2 separate regions of the Homo sapiens genome follow, and region 2 is linked to region 1. Evidence: read pairs that join two places in POLR2A ChIA-PET (ENCODE). Cell type or tissue: HCT116. All regions are shown on one strand.

The links. Peaks named below come from ENCODE experiments on the same cell type or tissue, not always from the same donor. Only the 100,000 strongest peaks of a DNase experiment are listed, where the experiment ranks them.
Region 2: POLR2A ChIA-PET joins it to region 1 with 7 read pairs; 1 of 35 experiments calls an interaction of 5 or more read pairs at or near these places.

Annotation. Positions count from the first base shown.
Region 1 is chrX:23,707,971-23,715,970 of GRCh38, forward strand. It overlaps ACOT9 (acyl-CoA thioesterase 9), which reads right to left. Exons shown (of 16, transcript NM_001037171.2): 9 at 5,165-5,238. Among named protein-coding and RNA genes, the nearest start is that of ACOT9, 31 kb to the right of the region's middle. In HCT116, no CTCF peak of the experiment used is centred here; a DNase peak (open chromatin) is centred at 3,061; H3K27ac peaks cover 1,502 bases.
Region 2 is chrX:23,884,668-23,892,667 of GRCh38, forward strand. All of the region lies in intron 1 of APOO (apolipoprotein O), which reads right to left. Among named protein-coding and RNA genes, the nearest start is that of APOO, 19 kb to the right of the region's middle. RefSeq lists a silencer at 2,735-2,912. In HCT116, no CTCF peak of the experiment used is centred here; a DNase peak (open chromatin) is centred at 213; H3K4me3 peaks cover 1,196 bases; H3K27ac peaks cover 4,631 bases.

The sequences.
Region 1 (8,000 bases):
ATTTAAGATATGCCATTATCTAATAAAACTTGAAGATGAACAATCACCTACTACTTTTAAAGAATCTGCTTTTCATTTTGGGTAGTGCTTACTGCTTGCCTTACATGTGAACGCTGGAACAATTAGGGAAGCCTTACAGTTACAGCCTTAATTGCACACTAGAAACTTAACATTATAAAAAGGATACTGGCATCTGCTAAATGTTTAACCTGATTCTAATCATGAGGAAACAGTCAAATATAGGTTGTAGAACACTCTACAAGAAAACTGGCTTTAGGCCGGGCGTGGTGGCTCACGCCTGTAATCCCAGCACTTTGAGAGGCCAAGCCGGGTGGGGATCACCTGAAGTTGGGAGTTTGAGACCAGCCTGACCAACAAGGAGAAACCTCGTTTCTACTAAAAATACAAAATTAGCCGGGCGTGGTGGCACATGCCTGTAATCCCAGCTACTCGGGAGGCTGAGGCAGGAGAATTGCTTGAACCCAGGAGGTGGAGGTTGCGGTGAGCCGAGATCGTGCCAGTGCACTCCAGCCTGGGCAACAAGAGCGAAACTCTGTCTCAAAAAAAGAAAAAAAAAAAAAAAAGAAAAAGAAAACTGGCTTGAACTCTTTAAAAATATCAATTTTTGAAAGACAGCAAATGGCAGAGAGACTATTCTAAAGAAACAGGATAACCAAATGCAATATACAATCCTTGATGGATTGGGTCCTGAATCAGGAAGATAGCTATAAAGGACATTTTAGGGACAACTGGTGAAATCTGAATACGGATCACATATTAAATAACTGTATCACTGTTGAATTTCTCAGATATAATAAAGGCATTGAGGTTATGGAGAAATACCTGGTTCTTAGGAAATACATGCTGAACTCCTGAATGGGTGAAGCAGTCTCAAACTTACTTTCCAATGATTCATGGGAAAAAATATGTAAATGTGTGTATTTGTAGAGAGAGGGTAAGAGAATTACGCAAATGTAATACAATTTACGTGAAAGGCATACGTTTGTTGCATTATTCTATCTACTTTTCTGTAAGCATCAAATTTTTTGAAATAAAAAATAAGGGAAAAGGGATAATATTTCACTGTGGTAGAATCAAAAGATTTGATGAAACAACAATGGAAACAAAAGAATTAAAACAGGCCGGGGGCAGTGGTTCACGCTCGTAATCCCAGCACTTCGGGAGGCCAAGGCAGGTGGATCACCTAAGGTCAGGAGTTCGAGACCAGCCTGGTCAACATGGTGAAACCCCGTCTCTACTAAAAATACAAAAGTCAGCCGGGTGTGGTGGTAGGTGCCTGTAATCCCAGCTACTCAGGAGGCTGAGGCAGGAGAATCACTTGAACCCAGGAGGTAGAGGTTGCAGTGAGCCGAGATAGCACCACTGCACTCCAGCCTGGGTGACAAGAGCCAACCTCTGTCTTGAAAACAAAAAACAAAAGAATTGAAACAACAGCTTGGGAAAGTGACATGCATCAGCTGGGAGTGAAACTTGCAGCAGTGGCCTCAGTGCTTGAATACAAGCCCCAGGCCAGTCACTGGCCACAGCAGGTCAGCTGGGGCTGGCAGGAAGGGCCAGAGTAGATGGGTGTTATTCTTCCCTCAGATCACTAAGGGACCAACATATTTTTCTATCTTAATTTGGCTTTCCAAGTCAGCTTTCCACGCAGCAGCAAAGATTTTTCACTGCAGACTCCTAAATCAAGTTTCTAATACAAATGAGATTTCCCACAGGCCACTGGACTCTGTCCTGTGCAAAGAGCAATCCCTCCCACCCCAGCTCTACCCCCACAATTAGTTTTTCTCAGTTTGGGTGTAACTGTTGTTAGAAACCAAGAATTCAATTTCAGAGAAAAAAGATGACGTAAAGTAAGTTGAAGTCTATATGGTTAAATGACTTGAAAATGACCATATAAACTCATGAGGCTCTTTTTTTGAGGTAGGGTCTTGCCCTGTCGCCCAGGCTGGCGTGCAGTGGTGCGACCTTGGCTCACTGCAACCTCTGCTTCCCGGGTTAAAGCAATCCTCCCACCTCAGCCTCCCACATCGTCTGGGACTACAGACACATGCTACCATACCTGGCTAATTTTTTTGTACTTTTAGTAGAGATGGGGATTCGCCATGTTGGCCAGGCTGGTCTCAAACTCCTGGGCTCAAGTGATCTGCCCACCTCGGCCTCCCAAAGTGCTGGGATTACAGGCGTGAGCCACCACACCCAGCTCTCATGAGGTTTTTTGTTTGTTTAAAATATATCCTAGCTCTGTCCACTAAAAAGGCCTGGAAACAATAACAAACTAGTAACAATGTACAGTTCTAGTGCCCAGATTTTGATGTCTAAATACCAGTTCCCACTAAAAGGAACCCCAGGACTACTTGGAGAAATGGCTGACTCCAGGCCTGGGGCAGGAAATACGTAAGATGAGCCCAAGACATCTTGTGTCAGACAGCAGGAAGCTATCAAACAGACAGGTGGAAAGGAGCCAGCTTAGAGGAACTCCCACCGCCCAAAGAAGGCACACTTGGAGCATCAAGAGAAACAATGGCTGCAATTTATTGAAATACATGTAATATATTACAACCATGAATTCATAATGATGCTTTTCTGGCAGGACAGTGGCTCACACCTGTAATCCTAGCACTTTGGGAGGCCGAGGTGAGAGGATCACTTGAGCCCAGGATTTTGAGATCAGTTTGGCCAACATGGCAAAACCCCATCTCTACAAAAAATTTAAAAATTAGCTGGGCAGCTACTCAGGAGGCTGAGGCCAGAGAATCACTTGAACCAGGAGGTGGAGGTTGCAGTGAGCCGAGATTGCGCCACTGCACCCCAGCCGGGGCAACAAGAGTAAAACTCCATCTCAAAAAGAAAGAAAGAAAAAAAATTAGCTCGGCATGGTGGTATGTGCCTGTGGTCCCAGCTACTCAGGAGGCTGAGGCGGAAGGATTGCTTGAGCACAGGAGGCCCAGGCTGCAGTGAGCCATGCTCATGACACATGACAATGCACTCCAACCTGGAGAGAAGAGCAAAACTTCATCTCAAAAAAAATAAAAAAACAAAAAAAAAACGGGCTGGGCGAAATGACTCACGCCTGTTATCTCAGCACTTTGGAATCCCTAGGTGGGCAGATCACTTGAGGTCAGGAGATCGAGGCCAGCCTGGCCAACATGGTGAAACCCCGTCTCTACTATAAATACAAAACAAATTAGCCAAGCATAATGGGGCATGCCTGTAGTCCCAGCTACTTGGGAGGCAGAGGCAGGAGAATCTCTTCAACCCAGGAGACAGAGGCTGCAGTGAGCCGAGATTGCGCCACTGCAGTCCAGTGTGGGTGACTGAGCGAGACTCCATCTCAAAAACACACACACACAGAAAAAAAAAAAGAAATTTAAAAACATGATACTTTTCTAAAAAGCTAAAAAACTGGGAAAAGCATGTCATCACTAGCTAGTGAACCAACTCCTTATTCTGAAAACATGTAAATAAAAGACAAGAATGAAGCATTGATCCTAACTCCATTTCAAACCCAATCGCCCTAGTTGTTAAGGGAACGCTCTTCTTTACAGAATTCCAGCTAACAAACATAGAAGGAATGACAAAATTTGAGAATTACTCTAAACTGCCTAATGATACTAATTAAAGCAATGATCAGCAGTGGACATTGAAAGCACTGGAAAAAGACTGATGGGAAACTCAGCTATTTGCAGGATGACAAAGTACACCCCTGTAGATTGTTGCTGATCAGAAGAGGAAAAACTGAACTTCACAAAGGAGAGATTAGGCTGTAACTGCTTGAACCCACACACTAATCTTAGCATCACTGTGAGTGGGACAACCTGTACCTCCTGATACGATGCAATATGAAATACGAGATATACAACATCATCTATGTAGTACTCTCACCAAATATGCTCAACCTAAATCTAATACAAGGCTTTAGATCTAACTTCAGTTTAGAGAAATTACTAGGGATAGAGAAACAAGATCAAAAAACAAACAAACAAACCACCATGAGAAAGCAATAGAACAAATCCAGAAAGTGGGACACTATTTAGAACAAATGATCCAGCCTCTCAACGAGTGAATAAGAAACAATAGGGGAAGACACAACTGTTCTGGATTAAAACAGATTTAAGAGATTGCACAACTCAGCTGGGCATGGTGGCTCACGCCTGTAATCTCAACACTTTGGGAGGCTGAGGTGGGTGGATCACTTGAGGTCAGGAGTTCGAGACCAGCCTGGGCAACATAGTGAAACACCCCCCCATCTCTACTAAAAATACAAAAATTAGCCAGGCATGGTGGCACATGCCTGTAATCCCAGTTACTCAGGAGGCTGAGGCAGGAGAATCGCTCAAACCCAGGAGGCGGAGGTTGCAGTGAACCGAGATCCCACCATTGCACTCCAGCCTGGGCAACAAGAGCAAAACTCCATCTTAAAAAAAAAAAAAAAAAAAGGATAATATTCTCTTAAGTAACTACATTACTATTGTCATGCCTAACAAAAAATTACATTTGATTTTTATGTCTGTAAGTCTGTTTTTTTTTGATAACAGCTTTATTAAGGTATAATTCGCATACCACACAATTCACCCATTGAAAGTGTACAATTTAACGGCTTTTAGTGTATTCACAGAATTGTGCAACATCTCTTTTTGTTGTTGTTGTTTTGAGATGGAGTCTCGCTCTGTCGCCCAGGCTGGAGTGCAATGGCGCAATCTCGGCACACTGCAACTTCCACCTCCCAGAGTCAAGTAATTCTCGTGCCTCAGCCTCCCCAGTAGCTGGGACCATAGGCGCGTGCCACCACGCCCAGCTAATTTTTGTGTTTTTAGTAGAGATGGGGTTTCACCATGCCGGCCAGGCTGGTCTTCAACTCCTGACCTTAAGTGATCCACCAGCCTTGGCCTCCCAAAGTGCTGGGATTACAGGCGTGAGCCACCTCTCCCGGCCTGAGAATATTCTCATTTTTTAAAAGATGCCCGAAGTATTTAAGAGTGAAATGTCATGTCTGGGATTTGCCTTAAAATAAAAATGGCCAAGAAATTGCAATTAAAACTGTTACGTCCAAGTGATAGGTATATGGACATTCATTATAGTTTTCTCTCCAGTCTTATGTATCTTTGAAATTCTTCAAAATAAAGAATTATGAAAAAATAGCAATTACCCTTTATTTTCAGAATCACGAGCCACCATTACAAATGTTGCATCCAAAACAGGACAAAATTCATCACCATGTAACTGAAGAACAAAGGAAAGAAAATGTACATATGAGAAATGGATTTATCGGGAAGACCTACCACGATTCTAACAGACGGTATGTATGCTGGCCAGGTGCAGTCGCTCACGCCTATAATCCCAGCACTTTGAGAGGCCAAGGTGGGAGGATCACTTGAGGCCAGGAGTTTGAGACCAGCCTGGCCAATATGGCAAAACCCTGTCTCTACTAAATAATACAAAAATTAGCAGGGTGTGGTGGCGCATGCCTCTAACCTCAGCTACTCAGTAGACTGAGGCATGAGAATTGCTTGAACCCAGGAGGCCAAGGTTGCAGTGAGCCGAGATTGCAGGCCCCTGTCTAAAAAAAAAAAAAGAAAAAAAAAAAAGAGAGAGAGAGAGAGAGAAAGCCTGCAACTGGAAAAAGAAGAGAAGCACTCTCATTAACCACCGTCTGCTAAGGGCCTACCCTGAGCCAGGCACAGCACTAGGCTCTCAGAATGGCAGGATGACAAAGGAGCCCGTGGCCTAGCAGAGGAGAAAAATACCTCAAAGTCCAATCGGGGGCTGGGCATGGTACCTCATGCCTATAATCCCAGCATTTTGAGAGGCCTAGATGAGAGGATTGCCTGAGACCAGGAAAGCGAGATCAGCCTAGGCAACATAGCGAGACCTGGTCTCTAACTACAAATAAAAATTAAAAAATTAGCCAGGCATGGTGGTGCATGCCTGTAGTACCAGCTAGTGGGAAGCTGAGGCAGGAGGATCCCTTGAGCCCAGGAGTTCAAGGATGCACTGAGCTATGATCACGACCCTGCACTGTAGCCTGGATGACAGAAAACATCCCATCTCCAAAACAAAACAAACAAAACGCAAATAGTATACTGCATGAGATGGGCTGCTGGCATGGAGTTTGGAACTGTGCAAGACTGGGACCCAAAGGCAAGGGTCACAGAGAGTATCATCAGCGTTTAATTTGCCTGCTTTCCTCAGAATCTGAGCTTCTTGCAGGGCGTGCCTGTCCTCCTGATGGCACACCTACCCAGACGGACCTCCCATCATGCTCACAAACACTAGTATGTTTCAGGGAACTGTAGTGTGCCAACCACTAGCACAGTTTATGCCTTCATAGCTGGGCACAGGAGCTCCCAAGAAGAGGTAAAATCAAAGATGATTATGTGGGTTAAGTTAAATACAGGTTGAGCATCTCTAATCCAAAAATAAAAAATACTCCAAAATCCAAAACTTTTCAAGCACTGACATGACACTCAAGGAAATGCTCATTGGAGCATTTCAAGATTTTGAACTCTGGGATTAGGAATGCTCAACCAGTAAATATAAATATTCTGAAATCAGAAACACTTCTGGTCCCAGGCATTTCAGGTAAGGAATACTCAACCTGTATTTACAATGCATAGGCCTCTGAGGTTTTAAGATGTTTCTTTTTTTCTCTCCCCAGGAAGAGGGTCTCACTCTATCACCCAGGTTGGAGTACAGTGGCATGATCATGTCTCACTGCAGTCTCGACCTCATGGGCTCAAGCAATCCTCCCACCTCAGCCTCCTGACTAGCTGACACCATAGGCATGCACCACCACACCCAGCTAATTTTTGTAGAGATGGGGTTTTCCATGTTACCCAGGCTGGTCTTGACCTCCTGAGCTCAAGGAATCTACCAGCCTCAGCCTCCCAAAATGCTGGGATTACAGGCATGAGCCACCATGCCTGGGCCTTAAGATGTTTCTTTATCCCCTAGAAGTCTGTACTTCCAGGAAAGTCATACCATAAAGTAATGACAGAAGTTATTTATAACCTGAGAGTATATTGGGTTCCCTCCTCAATAAATGATACAAGCCTCATCACTACTGCCCTCCCCCTCAATTGCAGGAACAGTCTCACCAATCTCATTATGCCTCTGCCCTATTCAAACCTTTCAATAGTTCCTCCTTTCTTCCACCAGCACCTGGGCTAATCCTGTTAGCGTGGCATATAAAGCCCTCCACAACAGAGCCCACGATTGCTCCCCAGTTGTTCACCAAATACTGTGCTCATACCTGCACCTTTTTCTCTAGCCATAGCTAACTAACAACTGAGAGGTCCTGGGATAGAACAGGCTGTTGACTGCCTCCTGTCTATATCTTTACCTGATGCCTTCCTCAGCAGCCTCATTCTTCACGACATTCCTCCCCTCCCCCATCCCTATTCCCCAGACCAAGTTTATCTTTGCCTCCTTCATTCAGCCCCCTTAATAGAAACAGTCCTCTCTTGACAGTGGTTCTCAATGTAAGAGAAGTAGATGTCACTCTAATAGGCGGGCATTTGAAAAATACAGAGTGGTTTTTGTTGTCACATAACTTGGGGGGCATTACTATGGAGGGGGGTAACCAAGGAGCTAAATCCCTCACAATGCAGGGGATAGACCTGCAGAACAATGAATGCTCCCACCAGAAATGCCAACAGTGTCCCTGTTGAAAAATACTGCATAACGATATACTATATCATAACCATTTGTTTATGTGACTGTCTCCCTACTGCACCGTGAGCTCCTGTAGGACAAAGACCATTTTCCCCCAGTTATATCCCTAGTATTTAGCACAAAGACCAGCAAATAGCAGATACCTGATCAATATTTGCCAATGAATGAAGGAGGCAGGTTCTAGGCACTACTAGAATGTCAACTCCAAGAGAATGGAACTTTATCTGTTTTGCTCACTGCTGTATGCCTGGCACAGGACAGGCACTCAATAAATGATTGCTAAATGAATGTTAAATGAATGGATGTCAGGA
Region 2 (8,000 bases), 180 kb after region 1:
AAAAGTACAAAGTTTCAGTTAGGAGGAGTAGTTCAAGAGATCTGTTGTACAACATAATGACTAGAGTTAACAACAATGTATTGGATTTTCGAAAATCAGGAAAAGAGTAGATTTTAAGTGACCTTGGGGTTTCCGATGGGTTTTTCTAGTTGGGTGGTGACACAGCATTCCTGAGAGAGGAAGTAGAAAAAGAGGGGCAAGTCTGAGGGAAAAATGATGAGTTGGTTTTGGACATGTTCCAGAGACCGACAGACAGCTAGAGGTCTAGTCATCTATCTATGTATCTTTTATTTTACTTGAAAAGCTAAAGTAGGCAAACTTAGAAACTGTTGTCTTTTGGAAATTAAGAAAAAGTTGACCTGAAATTTTAAGTCCATAAGAACATGTTTTTTGGGTCTGGACTTCCTCAGCACTTCAGGGGTGTATTTATTTCTCATAAAGCACAGTAAGGCCGGGTGCGGTGGCTCACGTCTGTAATCCCAGCACTTTGGGAGGCCGAGGTGGGTGGATCACCTGAGGTCGGGAGTTCGACACCAGCCTGGCCAACATGATGAAATCCAGTCTCTACAAAAAACACAAAAATTAGCCAGGCGTGGTGGCAGACGCCTGTAATCCCAGCTACTCGGGAGGCTGAGGCAGGAGAATTGCTTGAAACTGGGAGGCAGGGGTTGCAGTGAGCCGAGATCGTGCCACTGCACTCCAGCCTCGGCAAATATATATATTATATATATATATAAATATATAACTATATCTATACATAACTATATATATATAGCAGAGACAGGGTCTCATCATGTTACTCAAGCTGGTCTCGAACTCCTGAGCTCAAGCAATCCTCCCGCCTTGGCCTCCCAAAGTGCTGGGATTACAGGTGTGAGCCAACACACTCAGCCTATCTTTGATTTTAAATCTCAACTCATTTCCTTTAACATTTTATTGGATTCTTAATTATTAATTTCTACTTTACCTTCCCCTCTTATCTTACTTGTTTTTCTAGTTTTAATATTATTCTAGGCCTGCCTCCCTTTACTGCCTAAACTGTTTTCTTCTTCTTCCTCTTCTCCTATTAGTTTTCCTCCCTAAGCCTACCCTGATACCCATTCCACAGCAAGAACTGTGGCCACAAGGGTGGTAGCACCAAAGAAAGCTGGCTCCTGCAGCGGCCTTTTCAGCTTCCAGCAGGCTCTCAACAGACAAGCAAACAAAACAAAGAAAAAGCAAACCTCACCCCAGGAGACCTGGGAGACCTACAAATGAACACTCCCCAGGACCATAATTCTTAGTTTGCAGAGAACACATGATTTACTCGAGGATTTCTCAAACTCAGCACTACTGACATTTGGGTTGGGTCCTTCTTTGTGGGGCTGTCCTGTGCACTGCAGGAAGTTTGGCAGCATCCCTAGCCTCTACCCACTAGATGCCAGTAGCACCTCCTCCCAGTCACGACAGTCAAAAACATCTCCAGACACTGCCAAATGTCTCCTGGGGAGCAACTCTCCCACTGAGAACCTCTGATTTACTTGAGTAAGTATTACTTTCTGACATCTCTCACCATCTAGACTTGAAGAAAATCTGTATGTTTTAAAACCCATGGCCTCAAACATAGTGAGAAACCAGAACAATCACTACTAGGCCGGGGAGGTGGGAGTTGGAAGGAAGTGGACTTACTGAGAAGTGGCACAAGTGAACTTTCTGGGGTGAAACAATCTTGATTGGGGTATGGGTTATTCAAGGTATATACATTTGTCAAAGCTCAAATTGTACAACTAAGACTGTACAACTTAAAAATCTATGTATTTCACTCTATGTAAATTAGACTTTTTAAAAAATCCATCAGCTCTAGCACACCTAATCCATGCCAAGCTCATTCCTAAGGAGCCAGCCACACACCTGACCATGGTAAGGAACTGGTATAGATCTGTGTGATGGAAACCCATGGGAGGAGCCTTGGTAAAAGGTCCCCAGGTAGACATGGCTGAAGCTGATGCACTCAACATCTTGGCTGATTCATCTTCCTTTTTAGCTTCAAAGGGGGCTCCTCCTGGTGCGAGATGACCCCACCCTGCCTCAGCATGCTCACCACCTTTCCCTCTTAACAGTAAAAAGGAAGCTGGCCAGACCAGATGTCATCACAAATGGCCATCTTCGACACTGTGTGCCTGCCAGGTGGTTATCATAATTTGTTAGGGCTCATATTGAGTATTCAGGCCAACCTATTCAAAATCAGGATTTAAGAAGGGAAAGGCTAAGATGGGTAGAATCACCCCAGGACAGTGTAAGGGCACAAAGAGGAGATGAACCTTCTTCAATCTTTTGTCTCCCCAAGGAAGAACAATCCAGTTCTTTGAAGAAACACAATCAACTTTCAGGGTCTGGGACATAATAAAAAAAAATCTCTAGCCTTATCAACTTTCCTCCTGTTCGCACTCTGGATGGGTTGCTTTGTGAGACATGAACACAAAGGTATTCTCTCTCCATGAGGAGTCCTGACCCATTATGATATAATCGGACTGAATATACCTCCCAAGAAGTGAAATCTCCCCCATACTTTTTCTTTTTCCCTTTTTTTTTTTTTTTTTTTTTTTGCGACAGAGTCTCCCTCTGTCGCCAGGCTGGAGTGCAGTGGCATGATCTTGGCTCACTGCAACCTCCGCCTCCTGGGTTCAAGCCATTCTCCTGCCTCAGCCTCCCAAGTAGCTGGGACTACAGGTGTGCGCCACCACATGCGGCTAATTTTTGTATTTTTAGCAGAGACGGGGTTTCACCATGTTGGCCAGGATGGTCTTGATCTCTTCACCTTGTGATCCGTCCGCCTCGGCCTCCTAAAGTGCTGGGATTACAGGCATGAGCCACTGTGCCCGGCCTCCCCCAAACTTTTTCTGATGCAGGGCTGTAATCTCTAGACTGCATGTACCCACGCCCTGAGCACTCCCTTTCCCAAGTGATAGTCCTTGAGAAGCCTTGTTGCCAGGTACACTCCCTGGTCAGGGCAGATGAGTTGGCTCAGAAAATGAGTACATATGCACCTGCCAAGAACTGATTAGATATGGTCTACTTTGCATTATATGAGTTAGGCTTGCTCAATCAAAGTCAAGCAAGCTCTGTTAAGAGCTGAATCTCCAATTAGTGCTAAGTTACAGGCTAGATCAAAGGTGGCATTTCTTTAGATCCAGCCCCTCGGGAGTATACCCTTCAGTTACTAAATGCCTTTCTTGGCATTCAGCTAGTTGGGGGTCTCAAAGTAAGGACTCTAATGTGTTGGCTTCTCTGAGGTTTTGAATACAGCTGTAAGACCCATAGTCACAGAGAAAACGAAAATTTGGCTTAAAGGTAAACTGGTGGCCCTTAGCTTTGCAAACCTCAGAGGGAGTGTCATTGAGTTTTCTCACTCTTGTGGCTAACTCTTCTTTCTTTCTGGTCTGATCCTACTCCCCAGCAAAGTATCAAGGTACACTCTATCTTGGACCTTAGACTCTCTATGTCTCAAAACTTTTGTTTCGCACAGCCCGCAAGGGGCTTGTCAATGGAAACAGAGCAACCAGTATTGGTGTTGGGTTAGATGAGGCCCTAACAAGAAGTGTAAAGGGGTAGGCTGTCATCATCTTAAAGACATTTGGTTCTTACTCTGTCTCCACTGAAGCTTGCGAAGGACTGATGTTGGCAAAACAAATCTGGTCAGGCAAGCAAGGTTATATATAACAATTAGAAGAGGTCAACCAGGGTTTTATTTCAAAAACAAATATTTACTGCACACCCACATCATGTCAGACATGGTACTAAACAGATAAAACACATAAGCAGACAAGGTCCCTGCTCTTATAGAGCTTCCAGGAAGCTTATGAATTTAATCAAAGACTCAGGCCACAATTTAAAAAATAAATTAACATTCAAAAAAAGATTCAGGGCCCAGCACAGTGGCTCACGCCTATAATCCCACCACTTTGGGAGGCCGAGGCAGGTGGATCACAAGGTCAGGAGTTCAAGACCAGCCTGGCCAACACACTGAAACTCCATCTCTACTAAAATACAAAAATTAGCCAGGCATGGTGGCATGTGCCTGTAGTCCCAGCTACTCGGGAGGCTGAGGCAAGAGAATCGTTTGAACCTGGAAGGTGGAGGTTGCAGTGAGCCAAAATTATACCTCTGCACTCCAGCTTGGGCAACAGAGTGAGATTTCATCTCAAAAAAAAAAAAAAAAAAAAAAGATTCAGGCATAAGATTGAGTTTATTAGGAGGCTGAAGTGGGAGGATCACTTGAGGCCAGAAGTTTAAGACCAGCCTGGGCAACATAACAAGACTCCATCTCTACAAAAAAAAAAAAAAAAATTAGCCAGGTGTTTGGGGCATGCCTATGGTCTCAGCTACTTGGGAGGCTGAGGTGGGAGGATTACTTGAGCCCAGGAGGTCAAGGATGCAGTGAGCTATAATCGCGTCACTGCATTCCAGCCTGAGTGACTGAGCAAGACTCTGCCTCAAAAAATAAAATAAAATAAAAAGATTGAGTTTATCAGTCAGCTCCCTCAGCTTTAAAGGTAGATTCTTAGACACAGTTTACCAAGACATGAATCTGGTAAGGTCGTAAACAAACAAATCATAATGGGTGTCCAGAAGGCTAAACTGTTCTTGCTTTGCAAATAAAAGTACACTGACTGCCCAGAATTCCATAGCTCTGGGATCATGTTGTGATTATGTTCCAGTAAAACTGCCTTAAAGACAAATAAAAACCTTAAGCTAAATAAGTCACCCTCAGAATTATTCAGACTCTCATGAATGGTGGGGCTCAAATACCTAACAACTTGCTTTCTTTTTCAACTTTATAGAGAATCTAGTGAATACTCTCTCCCATTTAAAAAAAGGGTGACTCTTTTCTCCCACAATTACAGAACTATTATCTTATTAGACTTCCATTTATAATATATGCCAGCTTCATGATAGAAGGCTTTTGCAGGCCTGTGTACACAAGAGGTTTCAGAATCACCTGGGGAGTTGTTTTTTTTTTTTTTTTTTTTTTTTAAGACAGAGCCTCGCTCTGTCGCCCAGGCTGGAGTGCAGTGGTGCGATCTTGGCTCACTGCAAGCTCCGCCTCCTGGGTTCATGCCATTCTCCTGCCTCAGCCTCCTGGTAGCTGGGACTACAGGCACCAGCCACCACGCCTGGCTAATTTTTTGTATTTTTAGTAGAGACGGGGTTTCACTGTGTTAGCCAGGATGGTCTCAATCTTCTGACCTCGTGATCCGCCCACCTCGGCCTCCCAAAGTGCTGGGATTACAGGCGTCAGCCACCGCGCCTGGCCCACCTGGGGAATTTTTTAAAAGCATAGATTCTAACAGCTTCCCCCAGAGTGTCTGACTCTGAATCTAAGAGGGGCCCAAGAATCTATTCCCAAGATAAGCAAAGTTTTGAAAACCACCATTCCACAAACATATGCTTAGAGAACAGTTATTCAACTTAAGTTTGTATAAGCACTCAAACATACTTTTAAAAACATTTGAAAGTATAAAATGAAAACTGTCCTAAATATAAAAAGAAACAGAGTGACTGGCCACCCACTAGAGAAATTATGACATTTATTTACATTCAAGAAAATCTCTCCCGTCTTAAACAAAACACAACAAATACCCTCCACCCCTAATTCCCTCTCTAACAACTACCTTACCCTTCTACCAACTTCCATTGACAAATTTATTTTAAAAGTAGACTATGGTTAGAAGGCAGAATAGTGGATACCCTTAGCAAGCTGGGTAGTGACTAGAAGGGCCACGAGAAGAGCTTCTAGAGTGCTAGTATGTTTAGTTTGTAAAAATTCACTTATGCCCCGTTTACTTTCCTATATGTATGTTATACAAATGGTCTCAGACTTACAAATGGTTCAACCTTACATGGTGCAGAAGCGATACGCATTCTGTAGAAACCGCACTTTGAGTACCCATATAACCATTCTGCTTTTCACTTTCAGTGCAGTATTCAATAATGTACATGAAACATTCAATAGTTTATTATAAAATAGGCTTTGTGTTAGATGATTCTGCCCAACTGTGGGCTACTGGAAGTGTTCTGAGTACATTTAAGGGAGGGTAGGCTAAATTATGATGTTTGGTAGGTTAGGTGTGTTAATTTTTGACTTAATGATATTTTCAACTTATGATAGGTTTATCAGAATGCAACCCCACCACAAGCTGAGGAGCATCCGCATTTAAGCACAAAGTCAAAAAGGCAGATTCTGTTTGCTTTCTCAATTTTATCTCCTCCTCCCTTTACTACTAAATGCACCTAAAACCTTTCTTCCCAAGACCACCAATAGCCTCCCAGTTGCTAAACCCCACTGGACATCTGGCATCTTGGTTGCACCCTGAAACTGGTGACTACTCTACATCTTCAACCCCTTTCTTTGGCTTACAGGATTCTACCCTATCCCCATTCTAGAGGCTTTCTAGGTACTCTCTCCTCCCCTTTTGGGCCTTCTCTTCCTCTGCATAGCTCTTCAAGGTTGATGAGTCATGGAGTAGTCTTTAACTCTCTCCTCTTCTCACTCCAGGGCAATTTCATTAAAATCTAATTCTTTCTTTTTTTTTTCTTTCAGACAGAGTCTCGCTCTGTCACCCAGACTGGAGTCCAGTGGCCTGATCTCGGCTCACTACAATCTCCGCCTCCCGGGTTCAAGGGATTCTCATGCTTTAGCCTCCCAAGTAGCTGGGATTACAGGCGCCCGCCACCACGCTCAGCTAATTTTTGTGTTTTTAGTAGAGACAGGGTTTCGCCATGTTGGCCAGGCTGGTCTCAAACTCCTGGGCTCAAGGGATCCACCTGCCTCAGCCTCCCAAAGTGCTGGGATTATAGGCGTGAGCCACCACACCTGGCCAAAATCTAAGTCTTTAACTCCCACTCATATGCTACTGATGCTCAAATCAGTATCCCTAGCCTGGGCCTCTCCCTAAGCCTCAGGCTTGTGTGTTTCCTGTGTTTCTAACTCCCTGAGGGACATGTTACCAGGCTTTTCAACTGCTACTTCAAACAGGCTATATCCAAAGGTGACCTTTTTTTTGGAGTGATGGAATATATTATTTCTATTTTCCATGTAAATAATTTAAACTCTCTCTATGTAAGTATATATACACTTACAGTATCTTACCCTTCTACCAAGTTTATATATATGTATATAAACTATATGTATATATATACTTATAGACTTATACATACTATATATACTTAAAAATATAGTTTATATAGTTTAAGTATATATAATACTTTATGTATTTCTATATATAGTTTACATTTATATATTTAAAATGTATGACATTATGCTTTCAACTATCTTTCTCCAAAACTGTTTTTATGAGATTCTCTACCTTATTTAATGATCCTACAAGCCACACAAAGGACAACATAAAAGCAACTCTTTAATGATAAAGAATGAAAATAAATTTTTTTTTTTTTGAGACAGAGTTTTGCTCTTTCACCCAGGCTGGAGTGAAGTGGCGCAATCTCGGCTCAAGACAACCTCCGTGCCCCTGGGGTTCAAACGATTCTCCTGCCTCAGCCTCTCAAGTAGCTGGGATTACAGGCAGCCACCACCACACCCAGCTAATTATTTTTTTTTTTTTTGAGACGGAGTCTCGCACTGTCGCCCAGCCTGGAGTGCAGTGGCGCGATCTCCACTCACTGCAACCTCCGCCGTCTCTCGGATTCAAGCGATTCTCCTGCCTCAGCCTCCCAAGTAGCTGGCATTACAGGCGCCCGCTACCATGCCCAGCTACTTTTTGGAATTTTAGTAGAGACAGGGTTTCACCATGTTGGCTAGGCTGGTGGTCTCAAACTCCTTACCTCAGGTGATCCACCTGCCTTGGCCTCTCATACTGCTGGAATTGGCCAAGGTGGGCAGTTCACGAGGTCAGGAAATCGAGACCATCCTAGAAACACAGTGAAACCCCATCTCTACTAAAAATACAAAAAATTAGCAGGGCATGGTGGCGGGCGCCTGTAGTCCCAGCTACTCAGGAGGC